Regions from separate parts of the Homo sapiens genome. Here region 1 is linked to region 2. A link is a loop called in an ENCODE intact Hi-C map of the cell type or tissue named here. Cell type or tissue: pancreas. All regions are shown on one strand. Links, peaks and the distances in the headings refer to the core of each region. The heading gives the core; the rest is flanking DNA.

Region 1 (7,080 bases), core at 578-5,577, 450 kb after region 2:
AGCCCTGAGAAGAACGAGGCGATCTGCCAGTGTGTGGAACACTAAGCTGAGGTCCCTAAGGGACAGAGCAAGGCGGATCACTTGAGATCAGGAATTCGAGACCAGCCTGGCCAACATGGTGAAACCCTGTCTCTACTAAACATACAAAAATTAGCCGGGCGTGGTGGCGGGCACCTGTAATCCCAGCTCCTTGGGAGGCTGAAGCAGGAGAATCCCTTGAACCTGGGAGGTGGAGGTTGCAGTGAGCCGAGATCATGCCCAAGATCTCTGCTCTTCCCCCGTCTTGCCTTAGTGATCCTGGGCATGTCCCTTCACCTCTGCGGCCTCAGTTTCTCATCTGCACAGTGAAGATGCTGATGCCCGCCTGGCTGATGCCCGCCTGGCTGCTTCCTGGACAGATTTCCCAGGATGTGCTGTGTGACAGGCCTTCCACACAGGCCCTCAGGCACCTTTTCTTCTTCCTGAGATGGAAACAACAAAAAAGTTGGTGCATGGTCACCAGCGATCCCCAAACTACGACCTCTGCCCTCTTTTCCTGCAGACCCCTCAAAAATCACGAAAGGGGCCCTTGCAATAGGGGGTCTCTATGGACTCAAACAAAGGGCTTTCCCTGGGAGGGGCTGCCGGCCTTTGCCTATAACATGCGTGATGTAGTTTTTAAGACTAGCAAAAGCCCAGCCTGGCATTATCTAGCATTGAGGTACAGCGTCTCACGGAAAGTTCTTTTTTATTCCCCAGGCTGTCCCCTTCTCCTCCATTCCCGGATAAGCCTTCACTCACCTCTGCACCTCACCAGCATCCACTCAGAGAGACCCAGCCCCTCAAACCCAGCCAGCAGGGACCACGCTGCACATTAAGTTTGCTCAACTGCTCCAGGTTATTTGAAAACTTATGAAACCTTTTTCTTAAAAAAATCAAAGTCCCATTGTGAGAGGGAATCCAGTACTTTCTTAAAAGTACTAACTCAGCAGCTGCAGGAATCTTCCTGACCTAAAGAAAGAGGAAGGAGAAAAAACACAATCACCCCTGGCTTCTGACACGCATACTCCTGGCTGGATTCTAGATTAGAACAAAGGGGACATAGGTCACGGAGCCATTTCTGTGCCTAGACACCACCTTTGATTTTGCAGGGTGGCGCACCAGGGCTTAGCCACAAGGGGGTCGTGATTCAGTGGGTATGAACTCCAGTGGGGGAGTGCGGGGAGAGACAGCAGGCCAGTGGTCCTTCGGGGAAGATGCGGGAGGGGGTTCTTTTTTAATTTTTCTGGTCTGTTCCACATAACTGAATGCCAGGGACCCAACCTGGATGGGTAGGGGGTGCCAGGTGCAGACCTGACTCTGCACTAGGAAGGAATGCTTGTCACCACCGGCAGGCATGTGTGCTTCTCAGCCCGTCCCAGAGGACAATCCCGAACCACTGATCCAAAGCCTTAAAACCCTGCAGAACTTTTGACCCAGGCCCCACTGCTAGGAATGAATAACATAGTAAAGATAGGTGGGACGATTGAGCTACCAGCGTGTTTATGACTACCACGTTTTCAGCAGGTGAAGTGCAAAGTGCCTAATGTTCACAAGAGGGGCTGAGTTGAGCAAAAGCAAATTTCAGTTCAGCCATACCCTAAAATATGAATACAAATATTGCCGTGGCTAATACCATGAAAACTTGGTCTCATCAAACCGTCTAGCAGATTACAAGCACTCTGGACAGTATGTTACTATGCAGAGACATAGGAAAATGTCTACGAAGAAATACACCAAAATGTTAATGACAGTCATCTCTGAGTGACTTCTCTTTGTTAATATCTCTGCATGTTCTGATGTTTCCCACAATAAACTGATGTATCTTTTGTTGATTTCAGAGCGTGGCCTTGAGGATGTTCCTTCACCTCTCTGAGCTTCAGGCTCCTCACCTGTACAATGAAGACAGCACCTGCCTCATGGATTTGCTAATATATGCAAAATGCATAGCTTGCTGCCTGGAAGATAATAAGTACCCAAATGTTAGCTGTTTTTATTTTTCGCTCAATTTTCTACATATAAACATGTCATTGTGCTCCGTGCTGGGGATATGGCAGTGACAGCTAAACTCCAGAAGAGAAAGATTAAACCAACACTCACAGACGATTAATCCGCTGCCGTGAGGACCAATGATGTATTCATTACAGTTAGGGATGCTGTGGTGGGGGGCACGTTGAGAGCATTTATCAGGGGAACTTTGTTGAGAGTTTTGATCATTATCTTAAGAGCAACAGGAAGCCTGACATTGAAGGCTTCAAGCAGAGCTGTGAAATCAGAAGTTCATGGTTTAAGAACTCACCATATCCACACCGTGGACTGAGAGGGGCCCCAGGGAGGTGCCTTCCCAGGAGGCTGCTGTGGGGGTGCGAACCACGGAGGAAGTGCTGCCACGGCAGATGGGGCGAAGTGGACAGACCCCAGCCCCTTCAGGAGGTGCAGTTTGCAAAATCTGGACACAGTGATGCCTCGGAGGGGCTTGTGGCGGGATGGTCGGGTGACCCCAGACCTCTAGTCTGATGTAGTGCGCCGATGGTTCCTGGATACAGAGGACTCAGTGGGGAGCAGGTCTGGGGCGTTGCGGAGTGTGTCTAGGGGAGTGTGTCTGGGGACATGCTGGTTTTGGGTTGCCTGGGCGGGGGAGGAGGGTGTCCAAGGGGATGTCCTGGAAGCAGAGCAGTCTGTGGTCGCTTTGAACTCGGGATCCGCGAGACCCCAGGGGTTCACCTCCATTGCATCCGGGAGAGACACCGGTTAGGGGATGCAGGACTCCCCAGCGCTGGGAGCGCGAGGCCTATCTAAAGGCCAGACGTTCTCAGAGTCCGAGGCTCGGGTACAGGTGTTGCGCCTCCGACGTGGAGGGGCGCGGGGCTGGGAGCCCAAGCCAGGTGCGCGGGTGGCCTCGCTGGTACACGAGGCGGCTCGGTCTCAGAGGGTCAGTGGGGGCCGGACCCTCAGCGTTGGTGGCCGCTTTCCTCTAGGGTGGGCGTATGGCCGCCTCCCCCAGGCAGTCCTCCTGCCTTGCCCGCGAGGCCAGCTCAAAAGCCTTTATGCCCGGGCCGCCCGCCAGGGGCGCCCTTCCCAGCCCGCGCTCGCCCGCTCTGCCTCGCCCACGCTCGCCCCCACCCCTGCCCTGAGCCCTGCATCCCGGGAAGCCCCCTCTGCAGGTACTCACTAAACATCGTGGAATGAGGGAAACAGAGACCCGGAGAGAGGAGCGCGGGGAGAAGAGAGCCCACGATGTTCCCAGCCCTTCTCCCAGTGAGATCATGAGTCATTTTATGTTCCAGCGTCTATGCTTCAACACCTTCCAGATTTTCCTCCGTGAGCTGGCATCTCCTCCGTGAGCTGGTGGAGTCAGAAACCAGCATTTTTCTATCACTGTTTCTGAAGATGTGCTGAATACGAACCAAAGACCAGGGCGCTCCGGGGAGGGGACCGGGCGGGCTCTAGCTTTGCGAGGTGCCAGGGGGTGTTGGTAGGGGCCGTGCCTGCTGCTCCCCCAGCGTGGGGCGGTCCTGGCGGTTTTCTGCTTGCCTCCTGGGCTCCCAGACAGCTTCCTCCAGCCCAGCTTCCCTGGCCCTAGAAGGAGTAAGCAGGCAATCCCTGGGATTTGCTTAAACCACCCACACCCCCAAAAATGTGTGTCCCCCTTTACTGGGAACGTGTTTACAGCTGTGTTATGTGGGGGTGTGTCCCATGCCCAGCGTGGGCCCCTGGTGGTGAGTAGTGTTGGGTACAGCTGGGAGCCTGGACTCCACCTCAGCTCTGTCCCTGGTATGTCCAGGGCCATGCCCGAGCCTCCTTTTCCTTGAATGGGACTCACCAGGTACATCTCCAAAGGAGGTTGTGAGCATTAAGTATCCAGGACTTGCCAGGGTGCTGGCACACAGTAAGCGCTCAATAAGTGCTGGCTACTGTGAGAATAACGTGAAGGGAACTGGATGGGGTGCTGGGCCTTGCTTTCCCCAGTTGCCCATACTCTGGCCCTGTGTGGCTTCCTCCTTTGGCCCGGCCAGCGTGGATGTGGTTGAGGATGACATATGTCTGTGGAAGGCCAGCTGACAGGCTCTGGGACAGCCATGACAAGTTAATGAATTCCGCTGTGGTTACTAAGGCACATGTCTGGGCCACGAGGACTTCTGTCTGCCGCACTGACCTTTAAAAGAGCGCCTCTAATACCCACCAATCACTCATGCTCTGATTGAACATTCAGAAGATGAAACCTGTCTGAGCTGAGAGTGATCAGTCATCCCTGCCGCCCCGTCACTGTCACTCCTTTCTGAATCATAATAAAACTTTGCAAAACTCTTTGGTTCACTCAGCAGCCTTTGCTGTGAAGACGGGGGCACTTTCTGACATACCTGGCGGTGAGGGCCAGCCCCGTACGCTCCTTCACCCACCCCAGCCCACACCGGGCACCCCTTGTGGGGAGGGGGTTCCAGCCCTGCCTGCGTACATAGCCTTTATTTTAATCCTTTAATAACCTTCTCGTTCAGCTTTCCATCTATCCATTGAGAAAACATTTATCAAGGATCACCTCAGTTTAAATGTCTTTGGCCACAAGGAACATAAAACCTGTCTCAAGCTAAAACCATAAAAACATGGATCATTTCATCTAACAGGAAGTCTAGAAGTGGAATGGGGTTCAGGGTGTGTGGTAGCTGGGTGTGGTCCTCAAAGACCCTGGTGCCTTCCATCTCTCTGCTCTGTTTTCCTACCTCTCTACCTCAGCGCTGGCTTCAAATGCAAAATGGAACCAAGATGGTGGCCAGCACTCCACTGTAGCTGGCCCCGACACCTCTCTCAGTGACTCTTTCTCTTTGGGAGTAACGAATCCTAAATTCAGTCACTCTTATTCTGGCACCTAAGATTGTATGGGTAGCCCCTCTCCAGAGAGTGCCCTAGATGCTACACCCAGGGGCATGACCTTGACCTTCCCATCAATCAGCCAACAGTCAGATTTCATCTAGCTGCCAGCTTTTTTAGTGAAGTTCTTTATTCTGCAAAGATATTTAGTTTTCTTTTTGATTAGCTCTTATTTTAATTCCCGCCTTAGAGGTCTATATTTTGTTTCTTTATCTTAGTGGTAATGACTGTTAGTGTTAGGTGCTTCCAAATAAAGCATAATTGATTTTGTTAATTGATATTTACAATTAGCCAGTTCTGATTCCTTTTTTTTTTTTTTTTTGAGAGGGAGTCTTCCTCTGTTGCCCAGGCTGGAATGTAGTGCCATGATCTTGGCTCACTGCACTTCCTCCTCCTGGGTTCAAGTGATTCTCCTACCTCAGCCTCCCAAGTAGCTGGGTCTACCAGCGTGCGCCACCATGCTTGGCTAATTTTTGATATTTTTAGTAGATGAAGGGTTTCGCCATGTTGGCCAGGCTGGTCTTGAACTCCTGACCTCAAGTAATTTGCCCGCCTGGGCCTCCCAAAGTGCTGAGATTACAGGCGTGAGCCACCTCGCCCAGCCACCAGTCTGATTCTTAACAAAAGTTCATAATGAATTATTATTTCAGAAATTTAAATCAATTTGTTTTAGAAACTTAAAAACAATGGTTAGGTTTTTTGTTTTTGTTTTTGTTTTTGTTTTGAGACCGAGTCTCACTCTGTTGCCAGGCTGGAGTGCAGTCACATGATCTCGGCTCACTGCAACCTCCGCCTCCTAGATTCAAGCGATTCTCCCACCTCAGCTTCCTGAGTTACTGGGATTACAGGCCCCCGCCACCATGCCCAGCTAATTTTTGTATTTTTAGTAGAGACAGGGTTTCCCCATGTTGGCCAGGATGGTCTCGATATCTTGACCTCCCAAAGTGCTGGGATTAACAGGCATGAGTCACCACGCCCAGCCAGGTTTTTTTAAAATAGGAATTTAACATACTTTAAGCAAATCAATACATTAATGAGGGACTATCAGCATTTACAGCACCAGGAAATCTATCTTTTAAAAAGGTTCATTATTATACATGTGTGTAGATAATAGTCACATTGCATGCCATTTTCAGCAATTTAATTCCTGAATTAAATGAAAATCAACACTTTAATACATCCTATTTTATTTAGTCCATGCTTCAATTTTTTTATTTTTGTTTATTTTTAAACTTTTAATAATGCAGACAGCCTTTTTAAAATCAATCTTCAGAAGCTGTAAAGGCCTCTGGTCTCCTTAAGCATTTCATATCCAAATTGATGTACTTTTACAGATATTTTTATGTTCTCTGTAATTGACAATATTTTAATTAAGACTGGAAAGTTATAGTCACAAGACAACCAATAATTCCCCCCAAAAGTCTAAGTCGTTAGTTAGGCAACATAATGAGAACTATCACACATTGGGATTCGTGTGCTCCTGACAATTATCCCTTTTCTGCCTTAAAGTCTTATTTGGATGGGAGAATTATCCAGAGAGGCAAGGGCGCCAAGTGGCCGGCACCACCTCACCACGCAATGTGCTTTTTGCCCAGAAAAAAAAGCTGTGACCTTTTCTAAGCATCCACAAGCACGAATTAAGAAACAAAGTTCTTGGCTAAGATCGATTGCCCCAGTATCCGATGGAGCCCAAGGAGCTGGTTACAAGGTCCAGCGATTACAACCTAAAGCCGAAATGACTCACGTAATTGCAGAATCGCTCATTCTAACAGCCTGATTGGAAATTGTCAACACTGTGTCTGGGACTAATGAAGCAAAGGAAATGGAAAAGGTGACATTTTCAAATAATATTATTAGTAAACGAATTGACAACATGTCAGATGACAAAGATGACACCAATCCAAAGTCTTATTAAGTCAAAAGAAGTTTTCATTGCAGATTGATGAATCTATATATTAATACATTACTAATTGGGCTCAGTTAATAGCACTAATTCGAATCCCAAAAGAAAAAGGCTGGGGAGGACACTGTTTGTTCTTTTGAGTAGTCCCAAAACAAATTACTGGGAATGAACCATTCAAACTGGACAATTAATACTTCGAGACACATAGCTCATGGTGGAGGCCCTGCTGTGTTGCATACAGATGTGGCTGTAATGATGGAAGGAATAACAGCTCTCCACCAAGAGTTTGTTCT
Region 2 (7,647 bases), core at 1,009-6,008:
CCCCTGACCCACACTGGCTTCGACCAGCAGGGCCTGAAGTTGGCCCTACTCAGTTGAGGTGCAGGGCCTCAAGAAAAGGCCTGCATCCCTGAAACTGGGCTCCAAGGCTGCCTCTGACTAGCCGCTGCCAGGCTTGGCAGTTGCCTTTGTTGGGAAAATCACAGGATGCCCCTGAAGGATGCCCATGTCCCAGCCCTTGGGACCGGTGAATGTGTCACCCTGTGTGACAGAAGGACTTTACAGATGTGATTCAGGATTTTGAGGTGGGGGATGATCTGGGATGATCCTGGATTATGTAGGTGAGCCCAGTGAGATCGCAGGGTTCTTATAAGGTAAGAAGGAGGTCAGTGGGTGGGAGGGCTCAGGGTCAGCGAAGGAAATGTGACAATGGACAAGATATTATTAGAATGATGCTGCCATGAGCCAAGGAATGCAGGCTCCTCTAGCAGCTGGAAAAGCTTCAGGAGGGAATTCTCTCCTAGAGCCTCCAGAGGAACCCAGCTCTGAGCACACCTCAATTTTACCCCCGTAAGCTCCATGTCGACTTTCTGATTCCAGAAAAGTTTGCGTTGTTTCAAGCTGCTAAGTCTGTTGTGATTTGTTACAGGAGCGATAGGAAACTCATCCAGCCTCTGGTCACCATCTCCCAGCCACACCCTTCTCTGCACCTCCTCTAGCCCCTGCAGGGCCTGCTCTCCTGCCTGCACCTCCCTTCCCTGCTCCCTCTGGGTCACCCCCCCCCCCGGCACTCAAGATCTGTTCCAAGGGCACCCCTCCCAGGAGAGTCCTCGGTAACTTCTTTCTAGACCCATTGGTGAGCTGAGTGGCTTATGCCCTCCTTTCCTCTCCCGCTATCGCATTCTCAGTCCTGACACACCTCCCATGACAGGGAGCTCATTACCCTTCAAGATATCCCGATTCACCTTGTCCTCAAAGGGCTGTGTTGCTGGTTGCCTGCTCAAGGCCCAGGGTATGAAGAGGTGAGGGCTGAAATCCAGCCCAAGATGGCAAGGGGTGCTGGTGTTTAGTTATCACAAGGGGTGCTGGTGTTTAGTTATCAGCAAGGGGTGCTGGTGTTTAGTTATCAGCAAGGGGTGCTGGTGTTTAGTTATCAACAAGAGGTGCTGGTGTTTAGTTATCAGACTCCAGCTCTTCCCTGCTAAGTCCCTAACTCCCATACCCAATTAAGGAATAGTGTGACATGGCCCAAAGCCAGAGGCTCACAGCCACCTGTATGGAGCCTGCCTGCCCTTGTCATAGGATTGCCTGATTTTGCAAATGAGAAAAAGGATGCCTTGTGAAGTCGGAATTTCGGATAAACAATAGATACTTTTTTAGTATAAGTATATCCCACATATTGCATGAATATCCTTATATCTAAAAATTATTCATTGGTTGTCTGGGATTCCCACTTAATCAGGCACCCTGTGTCTTATCTGGTGTGCCTAAATCATCATTTCTGTCGAGTGTGATGCCCAGAGTGCTCACCATGGCTCAGAACTGGGGCCCAAAGAGGATGTGTGGGGAAGTGGGGAGACCCATCAGCCTCAGACCTGAGGTGCAGATGTGGGCATGTCTGGCTCCCCACTTCCTTCTCCTTCTTGGCCAGCTCTGGTCTCCAGATGTAGTGAGGGTTTGTGGGGTAAGTGGGGAGCTGTTTCCAGGGCCCATGGATTTGGAGGCTTCAGTGGCCCTGCTCACCACTCTGCAGAGCTTCTGCTGTGAGCTTGAGCCACTTCCTTCCTTCCCGGGCCCCAGCTCCTCACTTATAGTGGGAGGTGTGGGTGGGGAATTAAGCCTTCTAAGCCACCTGCAGGACCACCATTTAGCCAAATCACAGAGACCAGTGCATACCCTTGCCCTGACCCCAGCCCCACTCCCTCCAACCCTACCTTCCCCAAATCACTTCCATTATGAGGAACGGAGAGTGAGGGGCCAGGGGAGGTCGAAGGATGCTGTCCTCCTGGTCAGCACCTGCCCTGTGCCTGCCCTTGCCAGGGTCCAAGGACCTTCTCTTGTGACTGCACCAACAGCCTGCAGCATATCTCCCCCAGCAGAGCCCTTGAGGACCTAGTGTCTCTAAGTCCCAAAGTCAGGCCCGCCAAGGAAGGCACTCCAGCCCCTGACCAAAGCAGGGGAGACCTCAGGCAAATGCCACCCTGTTCCAGGCCTGTTTCCCCATCTGGAACCCCAAGGCTGGAACCAAGAGAGCTCCCAAGGCCAGAGAGTGTCCAGAGAGTGACCGGCCAGTGCCCACACTCCCTCAGAGGCAGACCCCTTTGTTCTCCCTGGGGGGCTCCTGTATTAGCTGTCTGTGGCTGTGTAACAAATAACCCCAAAATTTAGCAGCTGGGGACCAAAAACATTCATCATCTCACAGGTTCTGAGCATCAGGAATACCTGGATGGCTCAGCTGGGTGCCTTTGTCCCAGGGTCTGTCACAGGCTGTGATGAGCCTGTTGACTGGGGCTATGGTCTCATCAGAGACTCGACTGGTGTGGGGATGCTCTACTCCCAAGTCCATACATGTGCTATGGGCAGGCCCTGGTCCCTGGCCACATGGGCTTCCCCACAGGGCAGCCTCAGAGCATGGCAGCTTCCTTCCCCCAGAGTGAGAGATCTAATGGAGGGGGGACCCAAAGGCGAAAGCCATGGTGTTTAAAACCTGATCTTAGAAGTGATGTCCCATCATGTCTGCTTATCGTACTCATGAGAGGCCATCACTAAGACCAGCTCCCACTGAAGGGGAGGGGATTACTCTGGGTGTGAACACCAGGAGGCCAGAGTCTCCAGAGACCATCGCAGAGGCTGCGACTATGTCTCCTGACAAGTTTAAGGGATTTGCAAGATGCACTGGGGCAGGGAGGGGTCAGGTGTTCAAACCCACTCATAGACAAGAAAACCATTTCCCTGAGAGAGTGAGGCAGATGTGTGTCCAAATCACTTTCAGGATGAATGGAAGAGTCAGGGGTGGGGAACACCCTTGGCATCTTCTCCAGCTCCGTCTCTCCCTGCCCTGGTTCAGGGCTTTCCTTGCCCCCCTTCCCCTCTTTCCCTCCCTCCCCTTCCCCTCTTTCCCTCCCTGCCTACCCCTGCTCCTTCTTCCCTTCCCCTCTTCCACTATCCTCCCCCTTCTCAGTCTCTGAGTCTCTGTCCCTTTCCTTCCCCACTCCCTTTCTTCCTTTTCCTTCCCCCTGGCCCCTCTCCCTCCCTCCTCTGCATCTCTGGTCCCGGGGTCCTCCTCACTTTCTCATTTCCTTTCATTTCTAGGGGCATCTCCCTGTGCAACAGGCCCCAGGCCCAGGCTGCAGGGACAGCAGAGCCAGGCTGCTCCCACCCACCCCAAAGCCCTGCTCATGCAGCTGCCGCCAGCCCGGATCCCGCTAGGGGGCACCATGAGCTGCGGCTGCGGACGAGGGGCTGCTTTTCCCCAGGCGCTGTGGGCTTGGAGAGAAACCCTGGGCAGGAAGGGTCCTCTCTTTCCAGTCCTGGAGCCAGGCCACCTGGTGGGCAGTGCAGCCTTCACACTAGGACCGCGGGGCAGGGATGCCCGGGACCTCCGGCCCAGCCCGCCCAGGCCACACATGTGAGCGTCTAGCACAGCGGCCACCTGCAGGGAAGGCATAGGTCTCTCCCAGGAGGCTGTCAGCAGCTGGGAGGCCGGCAGCAACCCCACTCCAGGCCTGAAGTATCTGCCACCTTTGGCAGGCTCTGGGCCCCATGGAAAGGCTGAGGGGCGCTCATCCCGGGTTGCCATCCCCAGAACCGGTGTGACAGGCCCCACAAGCACGCATGTGAGTCAGCTCATGCACAGGAGAGCCTCATGGAGCCTGCCCGGCCAAGGTCCCCAACCCCAGACCCAGCAGCTGCCACTGCGACCACCCTGAGAGCTGTGACTGCACCCAGGCCTGAACACACATGCATGGCCTGAGATCTGGGGGTGTCCTCCAGAATGAGGTGGACCCAGCAGGGGAAAAGGCTTTGCAGGGAGCGGTCACAGCAGGAGTGCCCCACGTGCACTGAACCTGCCCTGGGCCCCACCTCTCTTCACATGGGTGATGGGGGGGGTGCCCCAGTTTTATGGGATCTAAGGTGAGAGCATTAAAGACGAACAGGCATGCGTGGACAAGATGTGTCCTGCTGAGACCCAGAGAAAGACATTGCAGCAGGTCCTGCCGGATCCCTACAACCCACGGCTGCGTCCGGGGGTTGCTGCATTTTTCATCGTGGAAGATTCTTCCTAAGCACCCTCCCTAGACAGGCACGCACGCGGCGTGGATGCACAGGCTTGCACCTGCTGCTCACACCCTTGTCAGCCCTGGCTACTGTCAAACAGGAACTCTTGGGCCGATGTCAGCAGCAAAAGGAACCCCACATCTCATTGTTTCATTTTGTAATGTAAAATTCTCTGGTCAAGAAACTCTTCAGATGTTTCTGGCTATTTTTACTGCTCTCCTGTGAATTGCCTCCTTGGAGCCTTTGTCCATTTTCCTATTGAGAGTTGTTTCAATTAATTTATAACTTTTTTGTTTATTAAGGGTATTGCTCTTTTGTCTATCAGAAACATTCAACTATATTCCTCCAGTTTGTTATTTATCTTTTAATTTTAGTCTGTGTGTGTGTGTGTGCGAGTGTTTGTGTGTGTGGCGTGTGTGTGTGCATGTGCATCTGTGTGTGTGCGTGTGTGTGTGCATCTGTGTGTGTGCCTGTGTGTGTGTGTGTGCGCATCTGTGTGTGTGCCTGTGTGTATGTGTGTGTACATGTGTATGTGTGTGTGTCTTTCAGCACTCAGTGGTCTCATGATCTTACATTGGTTATTATTTTCCTTCACGGCATCTGGATTTTGCATCTTGCTTGGAAAGCCTTCCCCATCTGAGGGTCCGGTATTTTTCTTCCCTTTTCTAATGCTCTAGCTATTTGTCATTTATTAAATCTTCAGTCCCTTTAGGGTATTTGTTGGGTATGAAATAGGAACTAACTTTCACAGATTTTTGCCAGATGGAAGATAGAACTCTGGGGTCTCAGTCACCGACAATGAAGGTGTGGCGGAAAGACGTTTCCTTAGAAACTACACCCGAGGCCCCACCGATCCCGGCTTTCACCTCAGCAGAGCAGCAACCGGACCTCTGTGTCTTGTGCCAAGCAGAGATCTAAACCTCTTGCCAGCTCCCAGGCAGTTCCAGTGTGTCCCTTCCTCTTGGAGATATGCAGACCTCAGGGAAGGGGTGCCGGGGGTGCCCAGAGCCACCATGGCCCAGTCCTCCCCCCTGGGCTGGACCCTCACCTTGGACAAGATTGGAAGAAATGGAATGGCCCCTGCTTAGCTGCGGGGGCTTCCAGAGATATTCAACTGGGTCACACCCAGCAGAGTCTGCAAGAGGAGGAAGGAGGTGCTGAGATTTGCCCAGCTTCCTCCCGGGGTGGGAAGAGCTTCTCTGGCTTTCCTCCTTCCTCCAAGGTGAGATGCAAAGACAGGACATCGAGGTTGTGATCACAGCTGTGACTTGGCGGCCTCCCGTGCCCCCAGCCCCGGGCCAGCTCTTGGCCTCACTATCACCTGTCCACACAGCAGCCTGCAAGGTGGGTTCCATGATCCCCACTTTACAGAGGAGAAAACAGAGGCTCAGAGATGTCAAGCAACCTGTGCAGGGCCACACAGCTTGTAGGGAAATTGAACTCACCTCAGGAGGTGGTTGAGACGATGGAACCAGGCAATAGCAGCATAGTGACCACAAGGGTTTGCACATAGTAGGCCTTCAAACATTTAGCCACCCTCTTCTTTCCCTCCCTCTCTTCCTGGCTTCTTTCTTGGTTCCTCCCTCTCTTTCCCAGGAGACTATACCACCATCTGAAATCCATGATGACAATGACAAGCAAACTCATGCCTTGAGACAGGATACACTACAATAGAGGAAGAAACGGGAACTCATAATGGACTGGCAAGCACTATTGTTTATGGACAAACTTCCCCTTGGGAGGCAAGTCCTTAGACAGGTACCCCCAGGAGTCCCCATCCCTGAGCAGCTCCCGGTCTAACCAGAGATTCACACGGGGGAAGTTTCTACCCGTAGGAAGCAGCTCTCAGCATGCAGGGGAATCCAGAGGGGCTTCCTGGAAAAGGGGGCTCCTGATCAGATAGTCAAGGATTTGAGGCATGATAGATGCCCAGAGGAGCAGGGTCGCATGGTGGGGTCTGTCTGGGAGGTGCCTACTATTTCCTGGCTGTGTGGGGTATGCAGAGCTGGAAGGAGAGGCCACCTTTTTAAAGCATATTGAACACAAAAGCATACACAACGTACTGTATAATTTCATGTATAAAAATGTAAAAACCACTTAAAAATAGTGTGGAAAGCAGAGTAATTGTCACCCCTGGGACAGAAGGCTGCCAACCGGAAGGGAGGTGTGGTGGGAGGTTTTCTGGGGCGTTGGCATGGTTCTGTTTCTTGTTCTGGGGGATGGCTAGAGGCCTGCACCGCTACTCTGTGAAAATTCAATATGTACACCTCCAATCCATGTACTATTCCACCTGTGTATTATACTCCAATAAAAAGTTGAAGTTTGTTGAAACAGGAGCTCAGGGGATGGGAGAATTTGAAGATTATTCTGGAGGCGGTGGGCAGACCCAGGCTTCTGAGCAGTTCGTGACCAGAGCTATGTTTTCCGAGGATGAATCTGGCAGTGTGTCTTGGATGGATTAGCGGAGGAGGGGGGTGGGCTGGTGAGTGCTCAGAGACTGTCGCCAGTGCAGGTGAGAGGTAATTCACAGCCGCCCTGGGGAGGAGATGCCGTGCCACGGCTGTCTGGGGCTTCATTAAATACCAGAAAGAGAAATGAACCAATTTCACAGCCCTGGTCTGTGACTTCTCTGAGGATGTGAAGTCAAAGGCTATGCGACTCAAGGCCAGTAGCAATCCGATTAATTCCCCAGGATAAAGCCTTTAATCTAACACATAACAGCAAATTCTTGTTATTCCATTAAAAACAATACCTCAGCCCCCACGTTGGCTCCCAGGGCCTTAATGAGACCCCTTCCCTGCCCAGGAGGCTGAATTGGTCCTTTGTTCTTCACAGCATGGGGTTCAGAAGATTGCTAGTTTGGTGGTAGGGCTGGTTGGGGACATTGGCACTGATGGGAGTGTAAGGCTGGATGTGACAAAAGCCACCGGGAGTTCTGGGTGACCTCAGCTGAACTGAAAGTTGGCCTCGCTTCTTGGGAGGAGAATGTGGGGGGTCTGCTGGGGCCAGGTCGTGGCAAGGTGCATGGTAGAAAAAGCCTTGTGCTGGGAGGTCAGTGCCCTGGGGTCTGTCCAGATCCCCACAGTGTCACCAACTCACTGAGTGACAGTGGGCCAGTCTTGTCCCCTCTGGCCTCGGTCTCTTCCCAAGTGTGTTGAGAGAACTGGCCTCTTGGGAAGGCCAGTTACTCATGGAATCAAGCTCCCTGGGTGCCAGTCCCCTGGTGCTGAGGACTGAGAATGACCCCAGACAGTAATGTGCTGGTTTGCCTAAACTTCTTGGATGAAGAAGAAGTGGAGAGAACATCCCTTGGCACTTGGAAGCAGCCGGGGAACACTTACAGTGTTACGCAGGGTGTGCCCTGGCGTCCATGCTCCTGCAGTATGGTGGAGGAGAGATACGTTCCACTTG

What was found. A loop is a pair of places that touch in the nucleus more often than their neighbours do. Peaks named below come from ENCODE experiments on the same cell type or tissue, not always from the same donor. Only the 100,000 strongest peaks of a DNase experiment are listed, where the experiment ranks them.
Region 1: it touches region 2 in a loop (2.3-fold over the local background); 5 of 110 quality-filtered maps call a loop at or near these places.

Annotation. Positions count from the first base shown.
Region 1 is chr14:101,632,126-101,639,205 of GRCh38, forward strand. It overlaps LINC02320 (long intergenic non-protein coding RNA 2320), which reads right to left. Exons shown (of 6, transcript NR_184269.1): 2 at 3,191-3,363; 3 at 2,318-2,554; 4 at 781-990; 5 at 288-461. Among named protein-coding and RNA genes, the nearest start is that of DIO3, 74 kb to the left of the region's middle. In pancreas, for the core only: no CTCF peak of the experiment used is centred there; a DNase peak (open chromatin) is centred at 2,826.
Region 2 is chr14:101,180,062-101,187,708 of GRCh38, forward strand. No RefSeq gene overlaps it. Among named protein-coding and RNA genes, the nearest start is that of LINC02285, 63 kb to the left of the region's middle. RefSeq lists enhancers at 3,054-3,687, 3,688-4,320. In pancreas, for the core only: a CTCF peak has its summit at 3,396 (motif pointing right); no DNase peak of the experiment used is centred there.